Regions from separate parts of the Homo sapiens genome. Here region 1 is linked to region 2. The links are chromatin loops, found by intact Hi-C in ENCODE. Cell type or tissue: heart left ventricle. All regions are shown on one strand. Links, peaks and the distances in the headings refer to the core of each region. The heading gives the core; the rest is flanking DNA. Region 1 has its middle 170 kb from the start of CHRM2. Region 2 overlaps LOC349160 (a long non-coding RNA gene).

The links. Hi-C counts contacts between places; a loop is a spot of excess contacts. Peaks named below come from ENCODE experiments on the same cell type or tissue, not always from the same donor. Only the 100,000 strongest peaks of a DNase experiment are listed, where the experiment ranks them.
Region 1: a loop joins it to region 2, with 2.7 times the contacts of the local background. A loop is called at or near these places in 2 of 110 quality-filtered maps.

Annotation. Positions count from the first base shown.
Region 1 is chr7:136,687,870-136,704,203 of GRCh38, forward strand. No RefSeq gene overlaps it. Among named protein-coding and RNA genes, the nearest start is that of CHRM2, 170 kb to the right of the region's middle. In heart left ventricle, for the core only: no CTCF peak of the experiment used is centred there; no DNase peak of the experiment used is centred there.
Region 2 is chr7:137,076,603-137,092,936 of GRCh38, forward strand. All of the region lies in intron 1 of LOC349160 (a long non-coding RNA gene), which reads right to left. Among named protein-coding and RNA genes, the nearest start is that of MIR490, 180 kb to the left of the region's middle. RefSeq lists a silencer at 4,372-4,564. In heart left ventricle, for the core only: no CTCF peak of the experiment used is centred there; no DNase peak of the experiment used is centred there; H3K27ac peaks cover 4,581 bases.

The DNA.
Region 1 (16,334 bases), core at 3,892-11,891, 390 kb before region 2:
CTGTAAAATCCAGAACTGCATCTCTTCCTTCCTATATTGTCTCTTGCCCCCTGGTGGAGTGGACATAAATTGCAACAAACAACCCATCAAAATCATGTTAAAGTTCATTTTATCCAGAATCTTCAGAAGCTATCTTAAAGATTTTTCCAGAGTTTAGACATCTTTCATTCAAAATAGCACAACCATTTTAAAAAGTTGGACCTATAAGATAGAAATAACCAAATAAATTAGTTTTTTTTAGAACATGTATCTTGGCCCTTTGTAGAATATAAATGTATCATGTGAATGCAGCTGAAGAATGTCATGCATATAGTCATGACTTCATATGGACAAAAACAATTAATTCACATGAAAATAGAAAAATATTACATAAAACTCAAAATGTATAGTGACTTAAACATAACACAGGCATTTTCCTAACTCTCCTCTGAAAATCAGAATTTTTAACACACTTCTCCAAATTGACCATGTTATAATTTGATAGAAAATAATTTATCAGGAAACCTAGGTTGAACTTCAGCCAGGCATGTGGATTTTGACACAACTAGAAAAACTTAAGTTGAGAATGGTGTAGTAGCTCTTCTGAACAGATAATCTACATCTTCTACTTGCTTCTGTTATACCTCAGATTTTCATTTTTTTTTTTTACCAGCCTGTACATATTGAGTAATTTCCATTTGTAACAAGTGATCTTCATTCCATAAAAGTTATGGTATTCTTTCAACACAATCTAACCTTTGACAATATTTTTTTATCGTGGGTCACAGTCAGTTGCCTGCTCATGCTGCACAGATTGGACCAATGCAACATTAGCACCTGGTCACTCACAGCCTGGCACATGCCACTATTATCAAAGGTGAAATGTTACTACAGAATATGCTTCCACTGTTTACCATGGAATGTCTTTACATAAACATGATCATTCAAAAAGTATTTAGAACAGTTCTATTGCTTAGACATCTTCATATTTCCCTGCAAGCAAGGTTTAGAAATACTCTGTGTTGCCTAGTGCCATTGTTTCCATATCTTTAAAGATCATGATATTATCAGTAATCATGGGACGAATTTTAGCATTCATATTTGGAAAGCAGAAAAAAGTAATTCTGAGGAGTGATTAGATGAGCTGTGATCTCTGAGAGTGTATTTGAATAATATAACCAGAACCAAATGCCTTGACCCCTGCGTCTTTAATGTAGATGCCTAAACTGAGTGACTCTGATTCTTGTGCATAACTTTCATAGCATAACCTTTCTCCTTTGGCCCAGCCAAGTGTGTGGGCTACATCAAAAATTGTTTGCTATTTTCCATTTCACCCTTTATCTCTGTCACCATTGCTTCAAGTTCTTTTCAGCAGTTCAGTATCTGTTATCTTGTCATATTTCAAGTATCTTCTTACTGGGCTTTCTTCTTGCAAACTAACTGGCTACTCCTATACAATTATCTATTTTTATGCCTGGGTGGTCTTTCCATAGTGTAAACCTAACCATGGCAGTGTCCTAAAACCTTGAGGGGCCATATTCTTTTCTCTTTCTTTCTTTTTCCTTTTTTTTTTTTTTTTTTTTTTTTTTGAGACAGAGTCTCGCATTGTCGCCCAGGCTGGAGTGCTGTGGCATAATCTCAGCTCAATTCAACCTCTGCTTCCCGGGTTCAAGCAATTCTCCTCCCTCAGCCTCCCAAGTAGTGGGGAATACAGGTGCCCACCACTATGCCCAGCTAATTTTTTGTATTTTCAGTAGAGACAGGGGTTTCACCATGTTGGCCAGGCTGGCCTTGAACTCCTGACCTCATGATTTGCCTGCCTCAGCCTCCCAAAGTGCTGGGATTACAGGCATGAGCCACCGCGCCTGGCCGAGGGGTCATATTCTTTAGAACAGTGAAATTGATTAACCGATCTAATTCTCCAGCTTCAGCTCTAACCATTGCCTACACCTAGGAAGCATCATTTCAGCAGTGCTTGTCAAAGAAAACCAGAACTGGAAGGTCATTAAAGTGGTGAAAAACAAAATTCTTTCAAGATTATTGCAATAGGGGAGAAGAGTATAGGACTGGGCTCAATTTAGAATACAAGTGAGCAAGTGGGGATTTATAGCCCAGGAGCATTGTGGGGCTAGTATGAAAAATTACTAAGAGAAAACATCAAAAACATCAACAACATAATGGAGATTCTGGCTAAACTGATCTAACAAGATTCTTGCTGAAGGCAGGCCAAGGGGATCAGACATCCCCTGAGGGATGGTGGAGGATGAGGAACCTGATTAGGTATTGAGGGTGATGGGATATGAAGGGTGGGGTGTTCTGGTTGAATTGGCTTAGCAGAATTTTTGCCAAAATTAGACAACACAGACAAAAACATGGGAGTCTAAAAGTTGAAGCCTAGTTGAAACATTCAGGAAGCCTGAGTAGAGTTTGGTCAAGGAGAGAATCTTTGTCAGCTTCACTCTTGCAGTTACTCTATTGAATGCATCAGTGTGTTTCAAAGGCTGATCACCTGGTATTTTTGTCTCTGAAATAATTTCTCCGTCATCTCCTTGATGCATCCTTAAAGAGTCAACTTGGCCGGGCGCGGTGGCTCACGCCTGTAATCCCAGCACTTTGGGAGGCCAAGGAAGGCGGATCACGAGGTCAGGAGATGGAGACCACCCTGGCTAACATGGTGAAACCCCGTCTCTACTAAAAATACAAAAAATTAGCTGGGCGTGGTGGCGGGCGCCTGAAGTCCCAGCTACTCGGGAGACTGAGGCAGGAGAATGGCGTGAACCCAGAAGGTGGAGTTTACAGTGAGCCGAGATAGCCCCACTGCAGTCCGGCCTGGGCGACAGAGCAAGACTGCGTCTCAAAAAAAAAAAAAAAAAGGAGTCAACTTAAGAATGTGAAAATTTTGTTTTAATCCTCCAACCACATGCTCCTGTGACAGAACTGATCAGTTCTTCTATATCTTCACTGTACTTTCTGAATATCTGTATTCATATATTTATGTAAGACACTGAAATTATTTATTGTTCTTTATCCTCTCTGATGTCAATAACTTATCCTGTAAATTGGAAGAAATAAATTGAACTTTGATATTTTAAACAAATAAATCAAATCTGTATATACAACATTTTTACATTTGACATAAAATAATGTTTTTAAGTTTGTTTTGTGTTTTGCTTCTAAGTTATTAAAGTATCCAAATAGAGGTTTATTTGATTAGCATAAATTCGACAAAATCACATATCTATGGTGACATTTCAGAATATCCAATTTTAAAAATATTCTCTGCATAGTACAAGTGTCTATTGAAAATCAGTTACTCTGTTAACTATAATTAAAATCTCTCCTTTACAGGGGTAGAATGTATGCTTAATTTTCCTAATATCTGTCTGATTGGATACTACTGGCAGTAATTATTTTTGTCTCTACAGTTGTTGACAGAGATGCTGCAGGGATGTATCAGCTGAGCCATTCCCTTGTTTATTTGTTCTAGCATTATTAAATTATGGCCAAACCACAGATTCCTTACAGAAACTTTTTTAGCACTCTTCTGATTTTACAAGGGCGAATTAAAGTCCGCTAGATGATATGATATGTAAATCCACTGAAACAGACATACATAAACTTCAGTGTCTCAATACAGTGAGAGCAAGTAAGTGAGCATACCGCTCTCAATGTCTGCTCGTTGTTGCTTGTCAGCTTCCCTGAAGATGCTTCACTTTCTGTAGCGATGTGACTATATGGCCCACATTCCAAGTGATGGTACCATCTCTCTCTCCCAAGAGACAAATACAGAGATAAGTAGACATGCACATACAATATAGATTGACACAGATATATACACATATATAATATTTATAAAAATTAATGACCTTCTTATTCTATTAAAAAAATCTTTTTACTAATACCTCACTATATTCTGTCATGCATGCTTGAAAACCTTAGAGCTAAATAGAGCAGGTAGGATAGCACTCAGAGGAGGAAGACAGGATCTGGATGCTTAGAATGTAATAGAAAAATTCAGGAATAGGATGTAAAGGTATATCTCAGGACAGAAGTCCTGTCTAGGAATCAAGAGTATCAAAAATGAAATGAGGAGAACTCTAAGAAATGGTTCATTTTTGTTCAAAGCAGAGTCTATTTTCAACTTGATTGTCCATGCTATTAGCATATTCAAGAGTTTGGTATACCTACTTGAGGCACTCCAAAAAACAAAGAAGGAATTCTTTATATGAGTTGAGGAAATAAGAGACAATATTTCACAACTACAGCACATACACAACTTTTCAGTACAGACATGTATGAAATTTTAAGAACAATGCCTTAAACAAGAAGGGTGACCGCATCTAACATGTATTAGAAGATTGTTCTTGGCTCTTCTGCTGGTGGTCTTTTTCTTCCCAAATACATCAGTTTAGTAATACTCATGCTAATGCATTTCTGATAGACAGTTGAAAGAACCACAGAGGAGCTGGAATTATTTGTTGCGTCCTTGTCTGAGTCTGTGTGTCTCTGGCCAAGTTGGGACACTGTGATTAATATGAGATACAGATGTCAGCTGTGCAATCAGCGGCCGACTCTGGCTGGCTGACTGACAGGCAGATTTGGTTGTGCAGGTGACAGTTTCCATTTGCTTGGGCTTGTTTAAGTAATTCCCTCCTTTAGAGGAAGGAGAAGTCTCTCTGTGGCAGCAAAAATAATAATATTTATTCCTCAGACTGTGAAGACCTAGAGACCAGAGATCAAGCTATGGATTATGGGACTTTTTGGTAATGTTTCTGTCAACTGAAATAGATGCTTAGTGAAGCCTTGTTAAATCAATATAGAAACATATGACCTTTCTGCTTTTATTCCCATAAACTGATTTCCAAATGAGAAGAATAATTCATGTAATTTATTCAAAATAGATAAACATTTGGTTTCCAATCTTGTATCTGCCACTTATAAGCTGTGTAACTTTATGAAAGTTAAATATGGCATTCTGAACCTTACTTTCTGAATCTGTTATATAAGAATAATAATACCTATCTCATGTACTATTGAGATGATTAAATGAGATAATCTATAATAATTCATATGGCTCACAATGGGTACTTAATAAATGGTAGTTATCCTTGTCTCCTTTTCTATTCCATTCTTACCAGCAGTAGAAAACACAAACATGTGTTCCAATAACAACAAAATTGCTTATTATAAACCCATCCTGTGCTAGTGCTTTATATATATTATTTTCCCCAAAACACTGTGAGGTAGACATTATTATAATTATCTTCATTTTATAGATAAGAAAACTGAAACATAAAGTAGTGGGTTCAAATACAGCTCTATCTGTGATCTTAGTAGTTCTAAAGCTGATTGCAGTCATGCTGCCCTATGTAAATGGAATTAATAAGATTTTTAACATCAAGTGACTTATAAAAAACTTTATAATTAACCTATGACTCTCACCCACGTATGAGTGGGCATAAGAGGGCAAAGATCCCACAATACACACACAAATGCACCTTGTTATATGATCCTACAGTTACAAACCAGAGACACCAGCATCATTGTTATTTCTCTTCACAGTTGGGAATCTGACTACCTTTCAAAGATGGGACTTAGTCACTGATTTGCCAGACCATAATGCAATTTTTTCATAGACAAAAATACTTCACTTTCAGGTCTGTCATCTCATCCCCTAGAACACTGGATGGTTGCCCATAAAGCTGTGCCATGGCGTCACCCTCACTCAATTATACTATCTAGTCATCTCAAGAAAGCTTTTAGTTTCAGATAAGTCTGAAGAATTAGAGGCTGGTTTAGGAACAGAAAAAAAAAAAAAAAAACCAAAACTTCTATTAAGTGAGTATCACAAAGATGTCAAATAATTTATCAAAAAAAAAAATTCAGTAGAGAAAGACAACTCTTCAGCAATCCTTAGCCACTTCAGTTACGTTTATTCATTCCTGCTGTGCTTTCTTACTGAACAACAGATATCCAGAGTCAACTACTTCCACTCTTTGTCCTTCTCTTCTGAGCCCAGAAACCTTTATCACCTGGCTGCATATCTTCGTCCTTGAATTGCTACCCACTTTCAAGTGACTGCACAACAAATGTGTGCTAAAACAAACATGGCTCCAGTCCTAGTTCTACCACTGCCTGTCTTGCTGATTTGTTTCTTTGGCTGTGCTCTCTATTCCCTCAAATATAATTTTAAAATGTTTAATTGAGTTATCCCTAAGACTAAGTCTAATATATTTTATTATTCAGCCCATAATCCCTGTACTCAGTTTCCCGCATTCATCTTCCTCTTCAGATTATCTGGCACTATTCTCATCAATCCACTGGTTTCATCTCAATTGCAATCCTCATCTCTCTTCCGAATTTGATGCTATTGTCTTGCTTTCTCTATAAAATTATTCCTTTTATTTCTGTGATAATCTGTGTTCAGTTTCTTCACATAACTCTCTAATTTGGTCCGTAGTATTTACTTCAAGCTTCTGTGATATTCTGAAAATTCTAGAGATTAAATTTTCAAGTATTGGCTATGATGTGAAATAAGAAGGCCAAATGAACTTTGACACATCTTACTTAATCATGGTTATGCCAAGAACCCTATCAGTGAAGACAGCATTAAAAATTGATAATACTTGGCCACATGCAGTGGCTCACAACTTTAATCCCAGCACTTAGGGAAGCCGAGGTGGATGGATCATTTGAGCCCAGGAGTTTGAGGCTGCAGTGAGCTATGATAACACCACTGAAATCCAGCTGGGTGACAGAGCAAGATCCTACCTCCAAAAAGAAGAAGAAAAAAGGTAATACTTGCCCCTATAGATCCAGGCTCCAAGCCCACACTTGTGCCAGGCCTGCCCTCATGGACCAAGACCCAGAGGACCTAGGCTCCAAGTCTACTCTTTTTTATTTATTTTATTTTTTTTTGAGATGGAGTTTTGCTCTTATTGCCCAGACTAGAGTGCAATGGTGAGATCTCGGCTCACCACAACCTCTGCCTCCCGGGTTCAAGCAATTCTACTACCTCAGCCTCCCAAGTAGCTGGGATTATAGGCATGCAGCACCACACCCACCTAATTTTTTGTATTTTTAGTAGAGATGGGGTTTCTCTGTGGTGGTCAGGCTGGTCTTGAACTCCTGACCACAGGTGATCGGCCTTCCTTGGCCTCCCAAAGTGCTGGGATTATAGGCATGAGCCACCATGCCTGGATTTCAAGCCCACTCTTATAGATTCAAGCTCCAGGCCCACCCCAGCACAAAAATTGGCCCTGTAGGCCCATACTCCAGACCTGCCCCCTCGGTCCCAAACACCAGGCTTGCCTCCATGGACCCACGCAACATGCCCATCCCAGTAGACCCTGGTTCCAGGCCAGCTCCCATGGACTCAGAGCCAGGCCCAACCCTGCAGATGCGGGAACCAGGCCAATCTCAGTATAAGCAGGCCATAGGCCTGTCTTAATGCTCCCATGCCCCATAAAATATACAAACAACTTAAAATGGCTTAAAGATCTAAATGTGAAACCTAAAGCTGTAAAACAACTGAAAGAAAACATAGGAGAAAAGCTTCATGAAATTGATCAGGGAAAAGATTTTTTGGATATGTTTCTGAAAGCACAGGCAACAAAAGCAAAAATAGACAAATGAGGTTGAATCAAACTGGAAATCTGCACAGCAAATGAAGCGATCAAACTAAAGAGACCATTTATGGAATGGGAGAAAATACTTGCAAGCCATACATCAGATAAGGGTTTAATATCCAAAATATATAAGGAACTCAAACAACTCAGTAGCAAGAAAACAAATAGCTAAATAAAAAATGGACAAAGGACCTGCATAGACATTTCTCAAAAGAAGACTTACAAATGGCCAACATGTATATTCTTAAAAGCTCAACATCAGCAATCATCAGGGAAATGCAAATCAAAACCACAATGAAATATCAACTCATAGCTGTTAAAATGCCATTATCACAAAGACAAAGGTAAGTACTGGCAAGGATTTGGAGAAAAGGGGAACTCATATACACTGTTGATGGGGATGTAAATTGGTACAACCATTATGGAAAAATGTAGGAAAGTTACTCAAAAAAAAAAAAAGAATTACCATGTGACCCAGACCCAGCAATACCACTTTGGGATATATATATGGTTATATATCCAAAGGAAATGAAATCAGTATCTTGAAGGGATATCTACACTCCTACTATAATTGCAGCATCATTCACAATAATCAGCTAAAATATCCAGCAACAGATAAATGGACATACATACTGCATTTTATCACACACACACACACACACACACACACACACACATACAGGCACAAAAAATCATGAAGTCAATTATATGTGGAATCTAAAAATGTTGAACTCATAGATGTTTGTCAGGGTAGATGGGGTGAGGGAAATGGAAAATGTTGGTGAAAGAGTATGAAATTGTTATATAGATTGAACAAGTTCTTAAGATCTCATGTACAGCATGGTGACTCCAATTAATAATACTGTATTGTATAGTTGAAATTTGCTAAGAGAAGTGATCTTAAGTGCTCTAATTCCAAAAAATAAAAAAGATAAATTATGTGAGGTGATGAATATTTTAATTAGATTGATAGTGGTAAACATTTGATAATGTATATGTATATTGAAACATGTACACCTTATACAGTATTTATTTGTCCACCATACCTTAATAAAGGTGGAAAAAAGAGTAATGCCTACATGGCGATGGTGCGTTAAATATTCCTACGCATTTTGTCATTAGATCCTTAGTACAATATAGAAGGCAACTCATAATAAGGAGACGCAGTTTTGGATATGCTGATGCCCCTTCCTCTTCCTGTGATGGCTGAAGTGATTATCTCAAAGATCCCTTCTGGCATCTTCAACTCATTCTTTAATTTAAAAGAGAAAATTTAAAGAAAAAAAGTGGGTATTTTGCGTGTTAATTTATTTTTATATCATTCTTGAAGTGTGTTTTCTATCTGTTTTTATTCATTAGGGTTTTTCTGGTGTTATTATTGGAGAATTCACAGGTTTTATAAGAGCTGATAACTGTATAGAGAAAACAACCCTGACAGCCCTCCTACTGCTACCTAGCCAACTGTGCTATTGATTATATGGAGGTTCCATGCAAATAAATGTGTGGTCTGCCTCAAACTCATCCTCATACCTGGGAAAAGCATGTGTCCCTGGTCACCGATTTTATCATTTGCAGAGCCAAACCACTGGCCACTGTGCCCAGGGAAGTGGGAGCCTTGACTACATTTTACCTCTAATTCTGGACACAGGACTAAGCAAGCATTCCCATGCCAGTGGGTGAAACCTAGAGCATTGAAGATTTTCAGTATCACCATTGCTGAACACATGGTTAAAAGTAGTATCTAATGCCCTTTTCTCAGTTGCTTCTCAGTTGTTTCTTGGTGAACTATTTTAAAAATATTGGAAATTTAAAGTAGTGTTAATTCTGAAAGTGCTTCTCTGACTTCAGAAATTGTCTACTTGCTTTCTTCTTAAATTATACCACTTAGAAGAAAGAAATATGTGTTAAACAGACAGACTGGGGTTTGTGGAGGCAGGAGTGGGGTTGTAGAGAAAAGCCGCCTTGCTTGCAAGCCAGGAAGTTGGCCCTCGATCTTCCTGGGAACAGAAATGAGAGAACATTCCCACCTTCATCTCCAGCCTCTGAAACTATACTTGGCAAGAAAGGAGATTTGCCAGAACACAGACACCTCCTCAGATTATGCCATGACTTTTCCTGCCTGATGAAAATCTACATCCCTGTCAGTGGAGATGCACCCTTGGAAGGAAGATTCATAAAGGCAGACATCTGTCAGGGAAACTGATGCCCTGTGTTTACACGGAAACTGGCTCTTCTCAGATTTGCCCTCAGATGGGTCCCAGGCTGGAGCGCACTGCAGTTTGCTGTCCTTGGCTGCACTCAGATTGCATTTGACATGAATGTAATAGTCAAAGCCTGGTATGATGAACTCCCAAGACGACTCCCGGTCATCTTGACCAAGTTTGAATCCTGGTCTTGCCACTTACTATCAAGATCTGGATTTGTCTATTATTTAGCCATTCTTAAGCCTCAGTTTGCTTGCATGTAAAATCAATATCAGACTGCCAATTCGTTAGAACAGTTGTAGAGCTCCATGATATGCTGTAGGTGAAGTGAGTAGCACCTCACCTAACAAATTCACACTCATTAAATGTTATTTTCCCAGAGGCATTCTGTGGATGCCAGTGTCAAGAAGGATCAAGTGTATTCAGGGGAAGCATCACTGCTACAATCCCTTCAGAGTCTAGGAGAAAAGGAAGCAGTTGGAAAACATAATCTCCCCTGGCCTTCTCTCTGCCAACTCAGAGAACCAACCGGAGCCTTGGGGATACATAAACTCAACCTCAGAGATAAGGACAATTCAGCATGCTGCTTCAGCTACTCTGCCTCTTTTTAACACTTACAGCCTGGTTGAAAAATTCTCCACATAGGCATGATTAGTTATCATGATACCAGATCACTTGGCAAAGCTCCCTGAGCTATCAGACCACTGTATTTGCCTTAAGAAAACCCCTGAAAGCATGCTGATTTGGAGGGAGTCCACACAGCCCCAGCAACATATGAGCTGTCAGAATGATGTTCTGCAGAGGAGAGTACAGCTTTATATTCTGGGTTGCCTAGATTAAATATCACCTCCTGTGGGTATACGAGTGTGTGTGTGTTTGAGTAGGTGGATGTGTTTATATGGGAAAGGCCTTCTTTTTTTGCGAAAAGAAAAATTCTTTTAAATCGAGTACAATTTTAAAACCTGCCTTTTGTACATATGTATATTGACTGACTTTAAACATTTATTCTTTAATTTGATCAAATCATTTAATTCCATAAATATTCACTAGAGAATATTTTCCATAAAATTCACTAGAGAAATTCTCTCCAGTGGTGGGACGGTAGAATACCATACATGGAGTTCTAGTGAACTTTTCACTGGATGATAATCACTCCTGATTTATTTCAAATGGGCATTAAAATCTCAGTGACAAGATCTGCAGAGGCATCAGGTACAGGGTGTCAAGTGGCCCTTAAGCCTAAGGAGTAACAAGAGGCACGGGAAGCACTTGGAAGATGAATGTGATTATTGCTTTCAGGATAATGCCATTTAAAGACGAAGCATTTGGTATTAGGCACAGAAGAATTATCTTCTGTGAAAAAGAAAAATTTCATTTCATTTTTTTTAAAATAATCACCAGATATAGTCTTTTCAAATTAAAAGTCTCCATTGGTATCAGACAGCCAGCACCTGGGGAAGGCCAAACATGAATGCATATGATGGCTCCAAATAGCACAGATAAATTTAGAAGCTTCACTCACCAAACAGGATGGGATCCCTCTGGCTCTTAGGCCTGGTTGTGCTTGTATTCTGAACTGACACATACTGCACACTGGTGTCCTTTGCTCACATTGCTTTTCTCCGTCTATAACCTACTTGTGTCACCTCTACTCCCTCTTGCTTGCCTACTAAGCTTCTTATTGACATACTCAGATCTTTAGCTATTCGATTGATGTCTTTGAATAAATGTGGGTATCCGTAAGTTCATCGGCATGTGTGTTAGGGTATCCCTGTGGGTTTATGTACATTTGTATATGTTTACATATATGTAAGTGGACTTCAGAAAAAGCCTAGATTTGGGCAGCCACTCGGATCTCGACTCGCTTCCTCCACTTAACCATAGGTCTTTGGCACTATTCCACATTAGGTAGAAGAGCATTCTCTCTGGAGGATTAGGGTTGTATAGTTCCCTGTCTGTAGAGTTTAGAACAAGGAACTTCCTCCCTCCTGTTTTTTCTTATCTGCCTCCTTAACAAAGCAGGCAATGAGAAGAGCTATTACACGTTTAGGAAAAACATTGCCCAGATTTTTATTTCAGTAACTGCTTTCAGGACAGCAGGAATCCTGTATGTCACAGATGTACCAATTATGGTATTATAATGATGGAAACGAAAAGAAACATAACCATTTATTACCACCACCATGAAACCAAGTGTCACATACTCTGGGGTGAGCTGGACCTTGAGAAGTCATTGTTCCAGTCCAAGTTTTCTGAGTGAAAGGCAACTCCCTCCACTTCCTTCTGTTGTTTCGTGACATTACTGATATAGGTCAGACACATCAAAACTAGTTTTCGTTACGTGAGAACACAAAAGAATATTTAAATTCTTAAAAATTGTGAGTGTTTCTAATAACTTTTTAAAGCTTAGAAATATCCAGAATAAAAGAGAACAGCACTATATAAAAAGTTAAATTAGTGGCTACCATGTACCAGGCATTTTTATATAATTCTCAATAGTCAGACTTTTCAACCATTCTGCGTAGTGATATTGCTGCTGAAAGTCGGGGTGGTTAAATGACCTGACTTAGACTATACACCTATTAAATAGTAGAGCAAGAATAGTAGCTATATCTTTCTATCAGTAGTCATCTATTAAGCTAGGAGTTAAATGGGCACACAAATGGATTTCCTGTTGCTTTCTTCCATTTCTAGGCCTTAGTATCATGTTAGTGTAAATGAAATCCTTTTCCTCTTTTATTTTCAAGCCAGGGCTCTAACTTTTTAGATTTAGGAACCACATCAAATTCCATTCGGTATCAAATCTAATATATAATTTATAGTAGGTACTTAATAAAAATATGTTGATATTGACTGTTCTTAATTTCTTGAAGAATAGTTCATATCTCTGTCTCCTTTCACCTATTCTTAATTGGCTTTCTTCTCTCACTTTTTATTCATATATAATCTTCTTTTCCTGACTCCATGGGTTAGAACTACTTAATTGTTTGAAGTTTGTAAAGTTTTCAGCCAAGTTTAAGGAAAACACCAAAGACATTGAAATGAAATGACTGTAAGTTTTTTAAAAAATACTCTTGGGTATAAGTTCTTTTTTAGTTCTCTCTCTCTCTCTCTCCGAAGGACCACAATGTAAAATAAAATGTAGGAATAATAAAAATTGTGCTGATAAGATATTTGTTCAATATATAAAATATTTCTAGATTTAAAGTTTATTTCTGGGACCAGGGCTTTAAATGCTAGCTGGTTATATGTCCCACAATGTTATCAGGTGCCTACTCTGTGCCAGATTATGTACTTGGGTCAGAATGTAGAGAGGAAAGGCATGGTTTCTACCTGTAAGCAGATTAAGGTCTGATGACCTCAGTATGAGGTTTAGGGCTATAATGTCTAGACATGTAAACCAACTATCGCATTGCCATGGGACAAGGGCTATAATAGAGACTATGCAAGTATTTTGGAAGAACAGAATAATGGTATCTTACAGAGACCTTGGGTCAGGAAAGTTTTCCTAAAGAAGTTGGCACACAAAAGGAGATTTGAAGAACCAACAGTAGTAGTTGCCTCCATAGAAAAGAGAAAGAGAAGAGGAAGTAAGCAATTGGATGAACCTCGAGGTTCTTTCCTTTATAATTTACAAGGTTAGGTTAGGCTTAATTTAATCTGTTTATTTTTTATTTTATTTTTATTTTTTGGAAACCTGCTTCTTTAAATACATTTACAAAGTATTTATTACTACTTTTGCTCTTTTCATTTTGTAAGGCTGGCTGAATTCGCAATATAATTTGTCAAAATCTTAGCCAAACTGTCTATTTATCTTCAATTAATTGAAATAGTGGAGTGGGTTCTGAATTTGTATTGTCTAATTTTTTACATTTCTAATTAAATAAAATTCTGCTACCATGAAGTCTCAACCACTTTAACAAAGGTTTGCCTAGTGAATATCCATGACTTCCTTTATTGAAAAGACAAGATTTGTAATGAACATGTCAGCTATTGAAAGCAGATGCTTTATGTTAATTGAAAGTAATTTCTTCTCTTAAAGTGGTTAATTGTATTTCCTAAAGTTTGTATAATACCATTCATTTGCTCAGAGATGTATTTTTTTCACAAATAGAATACTAGTAAGTTTCTGCCCAACTCATCCTAAATGATGAGTTACAAATTACTGTATTGCAGATGAATGTGGTATTGCAATGTATATAAATGAACATTTGTTATTGCACTGTAACAGGATTTAGATTTACAATCTTTAAAATGCAAAACCAGCAAGAAATGTTTGCAAAAACTTTTTTTGGTTTAATACCATAACAAGAATTATACAATTAGACCCTTAACATCCATATTAATGAGTAGCCTGGGGTTATAAAATAGATAAGGAGAGGGGAGGAAGGCAGAAAACTGAATAAGAATTGATCACTTTTGCTGCAGATCCTGAGAGATGAGGTCATATCCATTGCAACACCTTACACATTTTACCTAATACCAAATTGGGCTTTGTACAAGCTCTACCACCAGGTGAATGTGTGAATGTGAATGGATCATTTGTTTATTTATTTTTTTGTAGCTGCGTTGTGTTCCATTAAGTCTCTTCTATAAATATATTGAATTCTGATCTTGTATGCAAATATTTATAATGCCTTTATTCATCATTAATAAAATTTAAAAGCAATCCAAATATCCATCAACAGGTAAATATATACCTGTGATAATTACATATAATGAAATATTTCTCAGTTACAAAAAGACACCAAGTGCTGATGCATGCATGGGTGAATCTCAAATACATTGTGTTAAATGAAGAATATAGATTTAAAGACAATATGATGTTTGGTTCCATTTAGATGACATTCTAGGAAAGGCAAATTATAGGGACAGAAAATATATCTGGGGTAAAAATAATGAGCTAATTGTCCAATCCAAAAGTCACCAAAAGAAAAACAGAATTAACCCAATGAAAGTAAGAGGAAGAATATTAGTAAGTATAAGAAGACAAATTGGAGAAAGAAAAATCAAACCAAAAATTTAAAAATCCACAAAACTAAATGTAACTTCTATGAAAGAAAATAAAAGAAAAAAATGATGGAATTCATCCCCATTCTTGGGGTATTCTTCTGTGTGGAGCATGATCTGTTAACAGAATCTCACTCCACCCCTCACAACTTTGCACTTAAAAAGGTGGAGGTAATTAGTGTGTTTGGAAAGCGTAGCTGGCCACAATTAGCCAGTGTCTCTCTGTCTCTGTCTCTTTCTCTATTTTGCCCTAGACACATAGACACATGGAATTCAAAGTAAGAAAGAAAACTAAGACGTGAAGATTCTGGAAAAATAAAGTAACCAAGTTTAACATATTTGGTAAGCAGGGCTGCTGTTGCACAAATGTGGCTCCATAGAAAAGATGGTCAGTGTGTGTGGAGCCCCTCCACCCTCCACCATTTACTGAAAATGCACATGCTCAAATTAACATTTTGATGGGCAGTTTAAATTCATAGGTCATGGATTCTGAATTGCTTGAATGATGGCATGGCTAAATAAGGATTTTCTCTATTTATGTTCTCTCAATCAGTTACCATTGAGAATGCAATATGATCTTTGACATCTCCAAATACTGACTTCTGGGAACATAATTTTGCCTGGGATAACTGCTCTGTGCTCTGAGGATGCTGTATTATTTTGTGTGTGTGCAGTCAGAGTGGTCATACTCTAGGATGTCCTGTTAATGAATTGGATTTTAAAAATGAGCAACCCCAGAAACTTGGTATTGATTAATTTAATTTCCAAGGACTCAAAGGAGTCCTACCCATTTCTGGGAAAGGTGGTTCAGGCTGAAGCCACTGAAGAAAGTAAATTAATTCCTTATTGAGAGTTAATTATATGCCAAGAAATCTTTTAAGGAGTTAACATACATTACTTTAGGTAAAACTCACATTGTCTTTTTGAGATGGCTAATAATATTTCCATTTTACAGATTAGGTATCTGAGAGACAAAGAGCTTAAAAAACTTCTCCATGGTCACACAACTATTAAGTAATCTCCATAGGATTCAAATGCAGGAAATCTGATTTAGACTCCGTGCTTTTATCCATTACATTCAAACACCTAGACAAATACAACTAAGCTTTGAAATTGAGCTGAAATAAGAAGTTGAGGTAGACTTAAATTTCTGGGAACTAGTAACATAGAAGGGAAATATAATTTTGGATCTATCCATCTTTTGACCTTTTGGCTTTGACTTACAAGGGGATTTGATAGTTGGCTCTGTTTTCTTGTTTTTTTTTTCCCCAGGAGAATCTGATGATGGCAGGAGATTTATATTTGCATCTAAAGCATCTCTGTGCTGCTGGAATTTTATTGTTACAGTGTCTTTATGTAGTTTATTATTAAAACATAGTTATGATGTCATTTGAGCTCATCGAGGACCTCTGAAAAAGTGGCTAAACGTAATTTGAGAATGGAAATAGAATAAAGAGTGACTTTTCAGCCTTGAGTACAGAGTGGCCTTGGAAATGATTTAATTAATGCACTC
Region 2 (16,334 bases), core at 3,439-11,438:
ACCTCATGTGTACATTGCAGTTACCAGAGGAGACTTCTCTTCCTGAAGGGGAGTGTACTGCTCCCTGGTTCTGCTGGTGAGAGAGTGCTGGTCAAAGAACAGGTTCTGTTCCAGTGGAAGAGAATCAAATAGACAAAGAAACTAGCACAGAACACCTAATATAAAAGGAAATTATTTCCCCCATCTGATGGTACAGCCAAGTCTGTTTCTCTCATGTCTACCAGTGGGCATCAGGCAATTCTGCTATCTTTGCCAACAAACATTTCTTTACATCCTGAATCTAAAAGCAAGAGTTTTAAGCCTCTTTCTTGCACCTTTATTTATAATCTCCATGAACAGTCTCACTTAAATGAATTGCACCCACATCTGAATCCTTTAGATAATCATATCATAAGACTGGCTTTCATCTGTCCAATTATGCCTTGTTATTTCTATTACCTGAAACTTCCGGCACAATACCTGAAGATCCACTTGTGAAAAGATCCATTTGCAAAAAGCCAAACCCTACACAAAGGTTCAGATCTAGTAGTGTTTTAAACAAACATAAAGGATCAAAAAGAAGTTCATGATATACCAACTATATAATTGAAGAGTTAGGAAAAAAACAGTTCTACCCAAATGTCTGACTTGTTGAGAGCCTAACCCTACACAAAACAGATCAGATGAAACCAAGAAGTGCCCTTCAAGGTGTTGCTAAATATAGTTACACTCTATAAGACTGTGCATTCCTGGTTCAAAATACAATTTTCTTCCCTGACTTATGTATGTTTCTCTTTGACTTACTCTTCTCTCAGCCAAGTATTTGGTATGCTGTGACATCTTTTTACTTCCCAAAGAATAAGCTTTAAAAGTGAAGTATTTATACAAAGTAGATGACAATAAGTTCGTAAGTTTATACTGTCAAACCTGTTTTTACCCTAACACCCCATCCCACTCCTGGTTTTATGCTTGATAAGTCTACTTGATAATTTACGATTAATAAAATTACTCATTGCCACTCTTATCAAAGCATGTGTCTTCCTGTAAAAAGACTTCAAAGAGAAGAAAAAGCTGCTAGTAAAAGCAGGAATAATAAGATTTGGGGTATGGATCCATGAATATTAATATTAATATCAATATTCTAGATGCCTTCATTAATTGAATTAGAACAGGAAAACTCTCTTCTATATGAATGCTCACAATAAGCATCTATTTAATCCTACATATATTTGAGATGTACATATATATGGAGAGAGTGAGGGGCCGTCATGGTGAAAGAGGTTGGACAGCACTGAAGTTTTCATTATTTACAAATTTTCATTCGTAATACATTTTCATTATTAATACTTTTATTAATTTCTTATTGCCATTGTTGTTATTACTGCTCACCTGACTTTAATCTTTCAATTTGGTCTCACCAAAAGAGCAAGCAGCTGAACAGGCTTTCAACATTAACTGCCCTCAAGGTATCTCAACCTGTGAAACTAGCCCTGTTCCTCCAGGAGTCCAAGAAGAGAGATACGAGTGGGACGCTAACAGTACTCCAAGAAAGATTGAGGGGCTTCTACAGCAAAAAATGTATTTGTCTGGATTCTCAGAATGTAGCAAAGGAGATTGAAGGCAGTAGAGCAGCCCTGCATCTAACAAGAGCCCTAAGATGTAGAGTGGAAATCGTTGGTCTTAAGACAGTTCCTCAGATTACCCCACAACCAATATGATGTTGAGAGTGCAATCAAGAGTCTGTATATATTCCTAGGACCCACCCAAAACCATGAAATCAGAATCACTGGAAATATATGTTTCTTAACAAAGTACAATAAGAGAGTCTTATGATCCATCCAAACTGAAAAAGGAAACCAGGCAGATTTGGTTGACTCTTGTTTTCCTGTTTCTATTCCCCTGAACAGATGAAGATCAAGAGGCATTCCCTACAACCTCAACAGAAACTCTTATTATTAAAGAAGACCACTCTACATGTGTGCATGCGCACACACACACACATACATACCCCACTAAGAATTAGAAGAACCTCCATTACCCCCATCAATTGCCTTCACTCTACATGTAGACAACATGTGAGAAGCAAAAGAGAGAACCATGAGATCACAGTCCTTAGGACATGTCCAGTGCTTGTGCTAAGACATTAATTCTCTTCCTTTCAAATAAGGAAATGGAGGGGTCTTTTCCCTTCCCCAAACCAAAGAAAAGAGATTTCAAAAATATCACTTGTCAAGACTACAAGTGCAAGACTACACGACTCAATTGCCAGTTGCTAAGAGGGCCTGGGACATTCTGCCAGTGTTGAGATCTATGAGGAAGAAATGGTGCTATAGGTTCAGCCAGATAGAGATCTCCCACAGGATGTGAGAGAACTGTGCAGCGTTCCATGCAAGTTTCAGCATGTTGACACTTGCTTCCTAAGACCATGAAGTGGCACTCAGTGTCAGGCAGAGGGATGGGAACTATGAGAAATCATGCAAGTGGCATCACTTCTCCACTCTTGCCAATCACAACCCTCAACACTAGAGGAGTTATACATTGATATAGGAAGATAATCTGGGTTCCAAGACAGAGCAAACCTCCTTGAGCCCTGCCTTCCTGCCCTTTCCCCTCCCAGGGATTGAAGGAGAGTGAAAGAGCATCCTGCCCACTCCAAGTATCTCAAGCCAAGGCCTACCTGGTACTAGTGGGAGAAAGGAAGATGACATTTAAGTGGGAGTGTGAAAGGTGTTTTAAACTGAATTTACATTAATTGAAACTGGCAGGAAAAGCCACAGAAGCTGCCAGTGGGTTGTTAAGGATAGAAAAAAAGTATTCGTTAAAATAAGTTTAAAAAAAAAGAGGAAAAATATAAAGAATACTTTTTCATATTAGTATCCTTGCTCAATATCCTGGTTACACACATAATATAGTCAGACATGACTATTCCTACCACATGTGAGTAAGGTACCAGTTCCAGATTCTCCAGTTACATAGAAATATTTAGGTCTGTAGCCCCAGATACTCAGGAGGCTGAGGCTGGAGGATCACTTGAACCCAGGAGGTTGAGGCTACAGTGAGCTGTGATCTTGCCACTGCACTCCAGCATAGGTGACAGAGCAACACCCTGTCTTAAGAAAAAGAAAAAAATATTTAGGTTACATACAAAGATGATTCAAAATAAGACTTACCTACAAGAAAGTTTGGATAATGTATCTGTAGCACAAAAATCAAGAATTTTGGAGGGAGTTGGTTTACATGCAATTCTGAATTTTTGTTTTGAAACAGGGTCTTTCTGCTGCCCAGGCTAGAGTGCAGTGGCAAGATTATGGCTCACTGCAGCCTCAACTTCCCAGGCTCTAGAAATCATCTCACTTTAGCCTCCAGAGCAACTGGGATTACAGGTGTGTGCCACCACGACAAAATATGCTTTTCTTTTCTTTGTTTTGTTTTTTGTTTTGTTTCGAGACAGGGTCTCACTCTGTGGCCCAGACTGGAGTGCAATGGCACCATCGCGGCACACCGCAACCTCTGCTTCCTAGGCTCAAGTGATTCTCCTGCCTCAGTCTCCTGAGTAGCTGAGATTACAGGCATAAGCCACCACACCTGACCAAGTTTTTCTTTTTTACATTTTTTGTAGAGATGGGGGTCTCACTATGTTGACCAGGCTGGACTCAAACTTCTGGGATTAAGTGATCCCCCCACCTAGACCTCCCAAAGTACTGGGACTATAGGCATGAGCCACATATCCAAATTTGTTAAACTGATAAATTCATCAGAATTTGTGAATTCTGATAAATTCACAAATTCTGATATACATTTATAAATTCTGATTAATTTTATTAGATTTAGCATATAATCGTACCATTAAGTATGTGGTTAAACTTAGCCTATGATCTTACCATTAAGTATGTGGTTAAAAAAACTATTATGGGCTAAAATCATGTTAAATGGAAAAATTTAGATATTTAGAGAGTTTATGTAACTCTAATCCTTACAAAAAGCAAATAATGTTGATGCAGCCGTTAAAAAGCAATGCAATCTTAGGCCAGGCCAATAAAAGTAGTTTGTAATTTCAACACAGGATTCATAGTCCCACTGCAGCCCAAACTAAGTGATCCCTCCCTGGGTAATCACATTTTAGGACAATCACGAACAGGTTGATTCTATCAACAGTAGAGTGACCAGACTAGTGAAGATTCTGAAGGCAATACCACATGTTGAGCAGATGAGGAAAACTCATGGGTTTAACTTAGGATCATAGTAGGACAATCATAACAGCTCTTTCATTGATTTGAAGGGTTGTCATATAGTAGAAAGGAAGTGCTGTCTTTTAATGCTCCAAAAAACAAGAACACAAAAAAAAGAAGTTAGCAAGGATGGCTGTAGGGTTGAACAAGCCTTCTTCCCCACAGTGGTGGTGGCAGTGGGCGTGTGCTAAGTTTCTCACGGCTGGGGTTTCCCAGCAAAGGCTCGCTGACCATCTGTCAGAGATGCAGCAGAAAGACTTCCTGCACCAGGTGGGAGAATCCAGTACATGATCCCCAGGTTTCCTGCCAGCTCTAAAAGCCTATGTTTCTAATTGGACCACATACACATGGCCTCCCTTCACCTTTCTCTCCCATAAATATGAAAAAATTCTTTTAGAACAATGTAAAGGTGGAACTTTGTTTCTATGTTAACACAAAAGGGAAAACGAAAACAGAGCATGATTCTCAAGGTGATCCAATCTATGATGGCATTATTCATGCGGTTGTGCTCCTTCACAGATTTTATTTTCCCCTTTTTCTTTCCTTTTCTTTATTCTTTGCTTGCCTTTTTTTTTATGGAGGAGGAGGAGGAGGAAAAGAAGACTGATCTGGAAATTGCAAGCTTCTATGATTACATGCATAGAAATCATATTTTGGTACACCACAAAATAGTGTCATGACTTTCTTTGTATATAAGTATTTCCATCAAAGTTAGTACGATAGATGGCATGTTTTGATTATTAGTGATTTTATATTTATTTGTATTCATGTGCCTCCATTGCTAAGGACATGTCTAGACCACTTTCAAAGTCTAGAACCTGGAATTCCTCAGTGCAACCTGTTTGGTTAAATGAATTGCAAATCAGCTTTATAAAACATATGTTTTTTTTCTTATTAGTATGTAAAAGTCTACAGATGCCTTAAAACATTTCATTCATGCCTAAATTGGCAGGAATTTTTTTATTCCTTTTGGTTAATACCCTTCTCCCTGGGGTTCATGCAGAACTAATGCCAAACTTACTCAATGTGGTTAGCTTATGTTTGTGCAACAAGCTTATCATCCACGATGAACACATGGCTTTTAGGCACAGAAATTAATCAGTGCTGGAGAGACACAGTGCTGGCATGGATTCCAGGCTGTCTGCTTGCATAAGCCTGCACTTGGGATCTATTACACAAAGCAGGATCCAGGATTACAGAGCACAGAATCCCAATCATAGATCTTTGCCAGCCTCAAACTTTGCAGAAAATGTCTAACTGTTTTTGGGGAAAAGAGTGAGAAATATGGGTGGATAGTTAAAATTGGGTTAGTAATATGCCTTTTATAGAGGGCTCATGTGAGATTCAAATAGAATATTACATGCAAAACACTTTAATAATGTATGCCTTTCTTCATTTAAAAAAAGGACTTGAAGTAGTTTACAGTGACACATAAATATGGCAAGGTACCATAAATTTGAAATAGATAAAGAAGAAAAAAGCACAGAGCCATTTAAGGTAGCCAAGAATGAGGCTAATGTAAGTCTTGCGTCCTTGTTCTTGCTTTTTGGCAAAATCAGATTTGATCATTTTATCAGTCAATATATGAAGATTTCAAATCAGTTCCATAGTGCCAATGTCCATATGATTAAATTGCTCAAGAGATGGACAGGTATTCCCTAGATTATGGTAGTAGGAAGTTTATTTTGTGAGTCTTCCAAAATAGAACACTGTCTATTACAGTGAACAACATATCCTTCTCAACAACTTAGTAACATTTTCAGAGCCCAACTATGCCATATTGTGATACATTCAAAGCCATCCTGGAAGATTCAATAATCCACACAAGGTTCACAGCTCTCTGCTGATTTGTCTTCATCCAGAATGGCAAGTACAAGGAATAATGAACTGGTTGCTGTGAAAGCATTTTATAAATTGCAGAACAGTATGTAAATGCAAGGCATAATAATTTTCATTATCCTCTTGACTTTGAAAGCCAGGTGGTGAACTTGACACTTAAGTAATCCCCAACAGGAAACCTAAAATACTAACAACAAAGAAGACGACTATAAGAAATCTTATCTTCCTTTTGTTTCTGTTTTGCTGGTTAACGCTTTTCCTTTCAAATAGGTATGACAGTTGCACATTAGTATCTAAACTGGGAGATCAATCAGTGATTGTTCAATTTGTGGAAAAGTAATTGTGGATTTTGCCATCCTTTTTTTTTTTTTTTTTTCTGAGACAGAGTTTTTCTCTTATTGCCCAGACTGGAGTGCAATGGCGTGATCTCGGCTCACCACAAACTCCACCTCCCAGGTTCAAGCAATTCTCCTGCCTCAGCCTCCCGAGTAGCTGGGATTACAGGCATGAGCCACCACGCCTGGCTAATTTTTTATTTTTAGTAGAGATAGGGTTAATTCCATGTTGTCAGGCTGGTCTTGAACTCCTGACCTAAGGTGATCCACCTGCCTCGGCCTCCCAAAGTGCTGGGATTACAGGCATGAGCCACCACTCCTGGCCGGATTTTGCCATTACTTTTAATGGCAAAACCACGATTATTTTTGCACCAACCAAATACAAACATCCTCTAAGGTAATGACTCTCTGAACTTACTGGATTTCCTGCCTATCGTAGACAGGCAGATTCTCATAGTAGGGAGAGATGATTTACTCATGCAACAAAAACACAACATGAAAAATCTAAAATATCAAATAATTTAAAATGTTATTTGCATATTTGAATGTGGGTATATGTAATATTTTAGAAAGCACCAGTAATTCAAACCAAAGACAGATACTGCGTAATGACATAAAAACTGACCTCTGCTATCAAAGTCTTTTGTTACAACTTCCTACTGAAAATGGTCTTTGTTACATTGAGTTTAACCCAAAATACATCTATCTGGCTCCAGTATCTTCCCTCTCTAAAGATACTATCTATTTTGCTCTCCCATTTATGAGGGGCAGAACAGAAGAGTTTTGTTTTGACACTTTTAGTTTATTAATAGTTTAGTTTTAAATTTAAAGTAACCGCCTTAAAAAATAAATAAAATAACTTTCTTGATTCCTGAATAGACAGAGAAACAAGAAATGTTTCTTAATTATTGATTAAATATTCTTCAGTCTCTACTATGAACCACAATTTCTTGTCATCACAGAAAACAATAATATTAAAAATAATGAAAACAATTTTGGACAGTTTACTCAGCCAGGCACCATGCTAAGTTCTTTATATGCATTACCTCATACTATCATCATGGCAGCCCTATGAAACTACCTGGGATCATTTCCATTTCACATATAAAAAATTAATTCCCAGAGACACTAAATAACTTTCCCAAGGCTACAAAGCTAGTTAGCTGCAAAGTTAGCAGTGCAGGTATATTGTGATTCGGGAGTCCAAGTTTTGAACTACAACAATATAGAGGTTTATTGCTTCCTGGCATAAACCCAGGAACAAATAGAGAGGCACAATGCATAAGTGGTAGGACATGAAGAAACAGAGGGGTAAAAGTATTTTGAGGCAGGACAGCAATTCCAGTATTCTTGGATTATAAAAGGATTTCGTGAAGGAAATTTCAGCCAAGTCCCAAAGAAGATACAAGACTTACTCTTCTGAAACAGCAGTGAGGAAGAAGGAAAGGGTATCCCAGATAGAGCAAACAGCATATTTCTACCATGCCTATAGACTAGATCTAAATTCAGCATAAAATACAGTACAGACAGTGGTAATGTGAAAAAGAGAAGCTAAACATTTCATTGTCTGTAAAGAAATTTAATGCATCATAAACATAATCATTGAAAACAAAACATAAGTCCACTAGTGAGAAAAATAAGAGGACATTTGATTATACTGAGATCTGGAGGCATAAATCATATTTAATTATTGTTCTCTTCTAGGATGTATATTACACATTGCTCTATTCTCCAGAGAGCTTAAAGGGCCTTCAAGGACTTTCTCACCTCCATCAGCTTATCCCCCAGTTTTATTTAGTAGTCTTATCCACTGACACTTGAAATATTGTTCTAATTAAAGCATCGGCTCTTTAGGGGTGCTGTGAAATTTCTCCTGGAAACACGCCCTCTTGTCTTTCTCATCATGAAACCAGGAAAAAGCTTGACGGACTCATCAAGTTTTGGGTCTCTTTAAAGCCTCTAGCAATTCATACCATAATCTTTCCTATGAATGATTGTCAGATATGGGATTATAAATCACCATGCTAGACCTAAAGGTTAGCTTTTTCAGCATTTTTTATGCTTTTCAAAATTTCCATAAGAAAATAAATGCTGAAGGATCAGCAAGCTAAACAGCTTGGACACCCACTGCTGCCACACAGGCGTGTGAAATGCCTCCATCTGACTCAGAATTAGAGATGTAAAATTGTCATCCAGCTCTGGAGTTGGAACTTGGCATTAAAAGTATTTATAACGTGTGTGAGTAGAAACTGTGGGCTTGGAAAATCACTGCTGGAAAACTGGAATTCTTAAAAGAAATTCTAACAAGCTAAAAGGGTTCTGGGCAGAATATGTAAATATGGAGGAAATAGTCCATCTGCTGGGATATCTCCCAATTACCTAAATATAGTAATAGCTATATTAGTCAAGAATGAATAATACCTTGTATGCTTATTTACACAGAAAAAGAATTCTATGTTTTATCTCGTGCTATTTTACACTGTTGAAATGCAATTCTTACTTTTCCTCTTATCAGTTGCCACCCTTTTATATTGACATATACCACAAATTAATTTATTCATTTAAGAAATATTTGTGACTACCATGAAGCAGGCAAACTCCTTAAAAGGGTGAGTACAATTTTGAAAATTGTGAAGACCCTAGAGTGGGACAGATATTGGTATATTCAAGAACACTGAAAAGAATCCCATGTCATTGTTTCTGCTTTAGTATTGGAAAGATTGTCATGAAATAAGGCCAATGAAGAGCAGAGCTAGATCTTAACAGCTGAATTCCTGTGTGGCTATCCTTACCTTTCAGGCATGTAACCCTTGAGACAAAATATAACCTGTTAATTAAGATAAAAATGTTTAAAGATTTTTTTAAGCTAAAAGTGAGAAGTTCTATCAAAATCCTGGTTGTTTTACATATACTTTTCCAATCAATTACATTTCAGATTTTGATTTACATTTAGAATGAATGTAATTTTGAAAATAAATAGTCATCTTTGCATGGTATAAGAGAGATGGCTATTCCTGTCATGGTGAGTTAGATCAAACATCACTAGGATTTTCAATTCAATATTTGAAGAACAATATACAGTGGCTAATTTTTTTTCCTTGGCAGTCAAACTTTTATATGGCCAAATAAGGTAATTTAAAATAAAACAGCCAATTACCACTTCTATCATTTCATAAAATGAAGGATAATTTTACAACAAGATTGGGAATGGTATTTGTATTAGTCAATTCTCATGCTGCTATAAAGAACTGCCTGAGACTGGGTAAATTATAAAGGAAAGAGGTTTAATTGACTCACAGTTCTGCAGGGCTGGGGAGGCCTCAGGAAACTTACAATCATGGCAGAGGGGGAAAGCAAACATGTCCTTCTTCATATGGTGGCAGGAAGGTGAAGAATGAGAGCAGAGCAAAAGGGGAAGCCCCTTATAAACCATCAGCTCTTGTGAAAACTTACTCTCAAGAGACTAATTGGGGAAGCCACCCCCATGATTCAGTTACTTCCCACTGGGTCCCTTTCACCACATGTGGGAATTATGGGAACTAAAATTCAAGATGAGATTTGGGTGGGGACACATCCAAACCATATCAGTATTATTTCAGAATTTTTAAAGTATTAAACTTAAATTTATAAGTTTAAAATTATAAACTTAGTTTTATAAAAAATGAATTAAATATCCTTATTGTTTCAATTTCCCTTGAAAGCCTTGATATCTTCTTCACTGACCAACAGACCAGTATTTAGTAGTCATTAACATATATGACAAACTATAAGAATTCTGACATGGAATTGATGAGTTACATATCCTAAATTCTGACAGGTAACTCTCAGTACCAAGAGGTCACATAAAATCCTAATAATGAGTCAAGGGGTCAGTTCCTGAAGTGAACCTGTCCTCACATGCTCTGAGAACTGAGAGAGGCTTGCTTCACTGGCATAGTGGTAGGGCTGTAAGGAGCCTGCAGGAGGATACAGATTGTGAAGTTAACCTGGAAAAATACCACCTACAATGAGTATACTTTAAGAACACTGGAACCAAAACTAGGTGCTTGCTGTGAAATGCATGGAATGTAGCAGGTGGGAGGAATCCTAACAGTTGCTGAGACTAGTGCAGGGCAGTGGTTCATAAGTGGTCCAGAGCAAAGGGGCCTAATGGATTTACGCAAATGACTCCGCATGTCTGTGGTTTTCTCTATTTCTGAGTTTAATCGCTGCTACCACACATATCATGACTCCAACATTGTAATTAACTATTATGCAGCCTGCATTCTTGAAGGGAAGTATTCATACTAGATGAGTATATCTTCCAGGTCAAGGAAGAAGCTGACAAAAGTTAGGACTCATAACTTTTATGAGGTTACACTCAATGAGAATATATGCTGCATTTCTATAATTTCTCAAATTTCTTATACTCAAATCTCCCTGTGTCTGCACAGGAATTAAAGCTTTGAACATCAATGTAGTCAGTATGTATTCAGTGGCTCTTTTCTCTGAAGACCAAAGAATGTCCTCTGTCAATTTTCTTTCTTTTTTCCCTTGAAGTTCTATTGTTTGGATATCTTACCTAGATTCTATAAATGTCTTATTTTTGCCCTTATTTTTCTTTACTTTGTCTTTTTGTTGCATTCTGTTGAAGAGTTTTACATCTAAAATATATAAATATTCCATTGAATTATAAAAATCTGCCATAAGATTTTTGTCTAAAATCTTTAAAAAAATACTTTTGTGGGCTATTATGGTTCCCACTAGCCATACGTGGCTACTGAGCATTGAAATGTGATTAGGCCAAATTCAGGTATACTGTTAAGTATAAGTACAGTACACAACAATTTTGAAGACTTAATATAAAGATTTATTTCAATATTCTTTTCTTTTCATTGTGTTTTTGTTTCATGAATCTAATGATTTTTGTTTTTATTGTGTCTCTTTGAATGTCTATGGTAGTTTTGTACCGTCAACTAACCTAAGTTGGAATTATGTTACCTGGAATTTGCATCCCTCTATTGTTCTAGGCCAGAGTGGGTCAGTGTACAGCATCAAGTGCAACTGTAGATCATATATGTTGCTACTTATCTGCTGTCATGACACTATTATATAATATTTATTTAAAAGGGTCAATATGGCTGAGTACAGTGGATTACACCTGTAATTCCAGCAATTTGGGAGGTCAAGGCCGGCAGATCACTTGAAATCAGGAGTTTGAAACCAGCCTGGGAAACATGGCGAAACCACATCTCTACTAAAAATACAAAAATTAGCCAGCCATGGTGGCACATGCCTGTAATCCCAGCTACTCAGGAGGCTGAGGCATTGCTTGAACTCTGGAGTGGGAGATTGCAGTGAGCCAAGATCACACCACTGCACTCCAGCCTGGGCAACAGAGTGAGAATTTGTCTCAAAATAATAATAATAGTAATAAATAAAATAAAGATAAATAAAAAGATCAATATAAAGGAGGGTGAGGGAGAAATACCCAGGATGACCACAGACACTAAAAGTAGGAGGACAACAGAATAAGGACCACACAAAAAAGGCTTTATGAGATGAAGGGATAAAGCCTAAGAGGAAATTGGTACCATGTGAAATAAAACATCCTGAATAGTGAAAATTGCATAATATACATATTTGGGATTTAAAAAAAATGACTTCTGAATTTAACCTAACTTGGGGGAAATACAGATTTCATAGTCAAATTAGGGGTTAAAAAATGTTACTTGGATTGGATTTTTAAAAAAATACTTTTCTTCATTTGGAAATTTTCTTGAATCCTACCATATTTCTGAAGTTAGCCTGCTTTTCAGCTTTGTAAGATGATCATTACATGCCTTCCTTTTTCTAACCAAATTTCTTCAAATATCTTACCATGCTGCACTCATAGCATTCACCTGATAACCCAACTTTCAGCTGACAATTCTGTCCTACTTTTCATTAAGTAATTAAAATTTAGTAGAAAAAAAATGGTTCTCATCTTCCAACCACTCAAGATAGAGATACAAATGTATCTTTGCCCATCTTCTGTGTATGCCAGATAAACCCTCAAGCTTTTCTGAAGAATTCATGAAGAAACAAAATTGCTTCCTTTCGACCTTCAAGATACCCTACCACAGCTGGCTTTTTTCCTAGCTACAAATTTATAACAACAAAATTCACTGTTCCAAACTTTCTCTCCCCTCTTTCCACTTTCTCTTAGTAGTCTGTTTTTGTCTTTGTTTATTGACAGCAGCTAAATCTTCTTCATAAATGTAGATAAATTATTACCATGGTACAACTAACTCAATATTTCTGAATTGCCTTTTGATAATTCATTTCTAGAGTTGTCACTGAATCATTATTGGACTGAGTTCTACAATTGTAGCCAATAAAATTGTGTACTCTAAAGTCTAAATTGTACACTTTGAGAGAATCAATTTATCTTAGTTCCTCTGGTAAGTCTCATTTGTAGTAGGAATTCAATACTTCAACTCCAACATGCTAAATAGATACTTTCAGTTAATGTTTGTTTCTGGTTATAATGATGATTTGTGCATAGCTGATTTTTGTTCTTACATATTGCAAAAGTGAAGTAATCTGTCCTTTGATTTTTTAGTTTGATTATCTAGAGATTTCTGCAGACAACAGGGGTTTGGTCTCTGTCAGGTGACAGATATTAGGAATTTGAGTTTGTAAAAATGTAGTCTCTGTGTTAGCTTGATGTTTCTGATACTTTTGAAATTTGGGAGTGAGAAGTCATTAGTATTTTGTCCTTCCATTCATAAACAGACTCTGTGTTTGTTTTTGCTGTGTTTGCACCAATGTGGATTCCTCTAATTTTAAAGATCAGAGACCCCTTTTTTCCCTTCTCAAACTAAGATTTTTTTAAAAAAAAGTTTTTTCATTATGGCCATAATAGTTTTTAATATGTACAAAAATAAAATTTCAAGATCAAAGATGATATTCTTTTTCAATGACTTTTTTTAAGGAACTTTTTTTATGGTTATAAATCAAAAGTGTTACATCTAAGTGGAGCCTTAGAGTAGAAATGAAAAATAATTCCCAGAATGAAAAGAAATTACCTGTCCTTGATTGGAACACAGAAGTCTAAAAAACAGAATAATTCTATATTAAAGTTTCTTGAGACATTTTATTAAAGCTGTATGAAGAAAACAGAAATTTATATCATCAAATTAAAATTTTTTAAAATTAGGGATTTTAATAGACATAATTTTTTGAAAATCAACAGCTTTATTGAGGTATAATAGACATATAATAAGCTACACGTATTTAAGGTGTATAATTTGATGTTTTGGTATAGGTATACATCCGTGAAATCATCACCACAATTAAGATACTGAATCTATCCATCATCTGCACAAGTTTCCTTGTACCACTTGGTAATTACACCATCCCTCCAAAGCAGATAACCCTTGATCTGCTTTCTGCCATTGTACATTAAGTGGCATTTTCTAAACTTTATATAAATAAAAACCTACAGTATGTATTGATCTTTGTATAGCTTCTTGCACTTTACATAATCACCTTACGTTTTTATTATGTTATAATGTATAGCAATAGTTCATTTTTATTTCTGAGTACTATTGCACCGTACGGACTAGGACTGTCTGTTTATCCATTCACATGTTGATGGGCATTTGCATTATTTCTAGTATTGGCTGATACAAGTAAAGCCACTAGGAACATTCATGTGCAAATCTTTTTCTCTTGGTAAATACATAGGAAGGGAAACGTTGGATCATATGGTAGGTGTATGTTTAACTTTTTTAGAAACTGACAAATCATTTTGCAAAATGGTTGTATCATTTTATATTCCCACAAGCAGTCTGTGGGAGTTCCAAGTTCACTACTTCCTTGCCAACACTGCGTATGGTCAGTTTTTAATTTCAGACATTTTTAGTTATAAGATATCCACTTAGTTTTTAAAAATGTACCTTCTAGTTTCTTGCTGAGACTTTCTCTTTTTTCTTCATCTGTCTCAAATATGTTCATAACTGCTTGTTGAAATATTATTGTGACAGCGCTTTAAAATCCCCATTAGACAAATCTAACATCTGTCATTTCAGTGTCGGTACCTGTTGATTATCTTTTCTCATTAGAGATTGTCCCGATTCTTGGAATAATAAACAATTTCAATTAATACCATCATTTTGGGTAGGATGTTGTAAGACTCTGGTTTTATTAAATGTTCTGTTTCAGGATGGCTCCTGTAACATTGCTTCCACAGTTGAAGGAAGGGGTCACAACCTCATTACTTCCAGGTAGGAATGGAAGTCCAGTTCTCTCCTCAGTAACAAGAAGCCCCTCCTCTTTAGGTGCCAATGGAGGCTGGCATATAAGAGGGAGAGGCTCCTTGTTACTGCTGGGTGGGTGTAGGAGTTCAGGCTCCACTCTAGACTTCCACTGACACCAATCTGCCTAGGAAGGTATACCTTATTACTATTCCCACCTGGCCTCCTCCTAAACTATGGTGATGTCCTTATTACTGCTGAGAAGTACTGAAAGTCTTGATGCTCTACTAGGCCTCCTCTGATAACCCTCCTACAGGGAAGGGGAAAAACTCCTCATTACTCCCAGATAGGGTGAGAGTCCAGCCTCCTCGTATGGTCTCTGCTGACCCCTCTTGGGGAATGTGGCTTGTTACTGCTGAGTGGGGCATAAGTATTCACTATCCACTAGGTCTCCTCTGACACCCACTGATAAGGAGAATGAAGTGCCTTTTACTGCTGGGTGCAGGTGGAAAGTTCAGGCTCCTCACCACATGATCTTTACAAACACAGCGGAGAGGCAGAGAAATGGCATTTTTTACTACCAGTCAGGGTTACTGGAGGTAAAAAGAAAACCTAAGAAATTCCACAGGTTCCAACGTCTTTATCTGGGTTGCCTATTTATCTCCAACTTTCAGAATCATTATGCTTGTTTTATACAAGTGTGTCTATGGTTTTAGCTATACATAATGCAAGGAATAGGGAAAATTATGCCTACTCCATCTTCCTGAAAGTGGAAGTCTATTTTTGAGTCTTGAGGACTTTTTCTATATCTTGAATAAAAGTCCATTATCAATTGTATGATTGCAAATATTTTCTTCCAGTTTGTGAATGTACTTCTTATTCTCTTAACAGTGTCCTTTGAAGGGTAGCAGTGTTTATATTGTATGAAGTTCACTAAATTTGCTCTTTTACATGGTGGGCTTTGGAAGTTATGTCTAACAAAGTGTTTTCTAATTCAAATAAAGTTTTTTTTCCTGTTCTTTGTTTATACGTTTTATTGTTTTAGATTTTACATGTAGGTCCATGATCCAATTTGAGTTGATTTTTGTATATAGTAAGTGGTATAAATAAGAGTTAATTTTTTACGAGTATCCAATTATTCTGGCAACATTTGTTGAAAAGAATATTCTTTTTTACTGAGTTATCTTGACATCTTTGTGCTTCCATATATTTCTTCGCTCTCTATTTTGTTCCATTTTTCTATTTGCACCAATAACACATGGTCTTGTTGACTAAAGCTTAAGTCTTTAAATCACATAATGTTAGTCCTCCAATTGGTTCTAATTTTTCAGTTTTTAAAAATATTCTAGGTCTTTTACATTTCCATGTAATTTTAGAATGTTTGTTAATGTCTACCAAAGAAAAAAAAGCCTGCTAATTTGTTGGTTGGTATTGTACTGAGTCTATAGATCAATGTGGAGATAATTTATATGTAAATAATAATTGAATCCTCTGACTCATGAACACAGTATATCTCTCCATTTTGTAAGATCTTCCCTAATATCTCTCAGCAGTGTGTTGTAGTGTTCTGTATACAGGTCTTTCATATCTTTTGTTTGATTAGCTCTTTTGTCATATATTTGCTGTTATTTTGAAAGTTATTTTATATTCAATTTCTAATTTTTTTGACATTATGTATAAATGCTATTGATTTTATTGTATTAAATTTATATCCTGTATCCTTGCTAAACTTA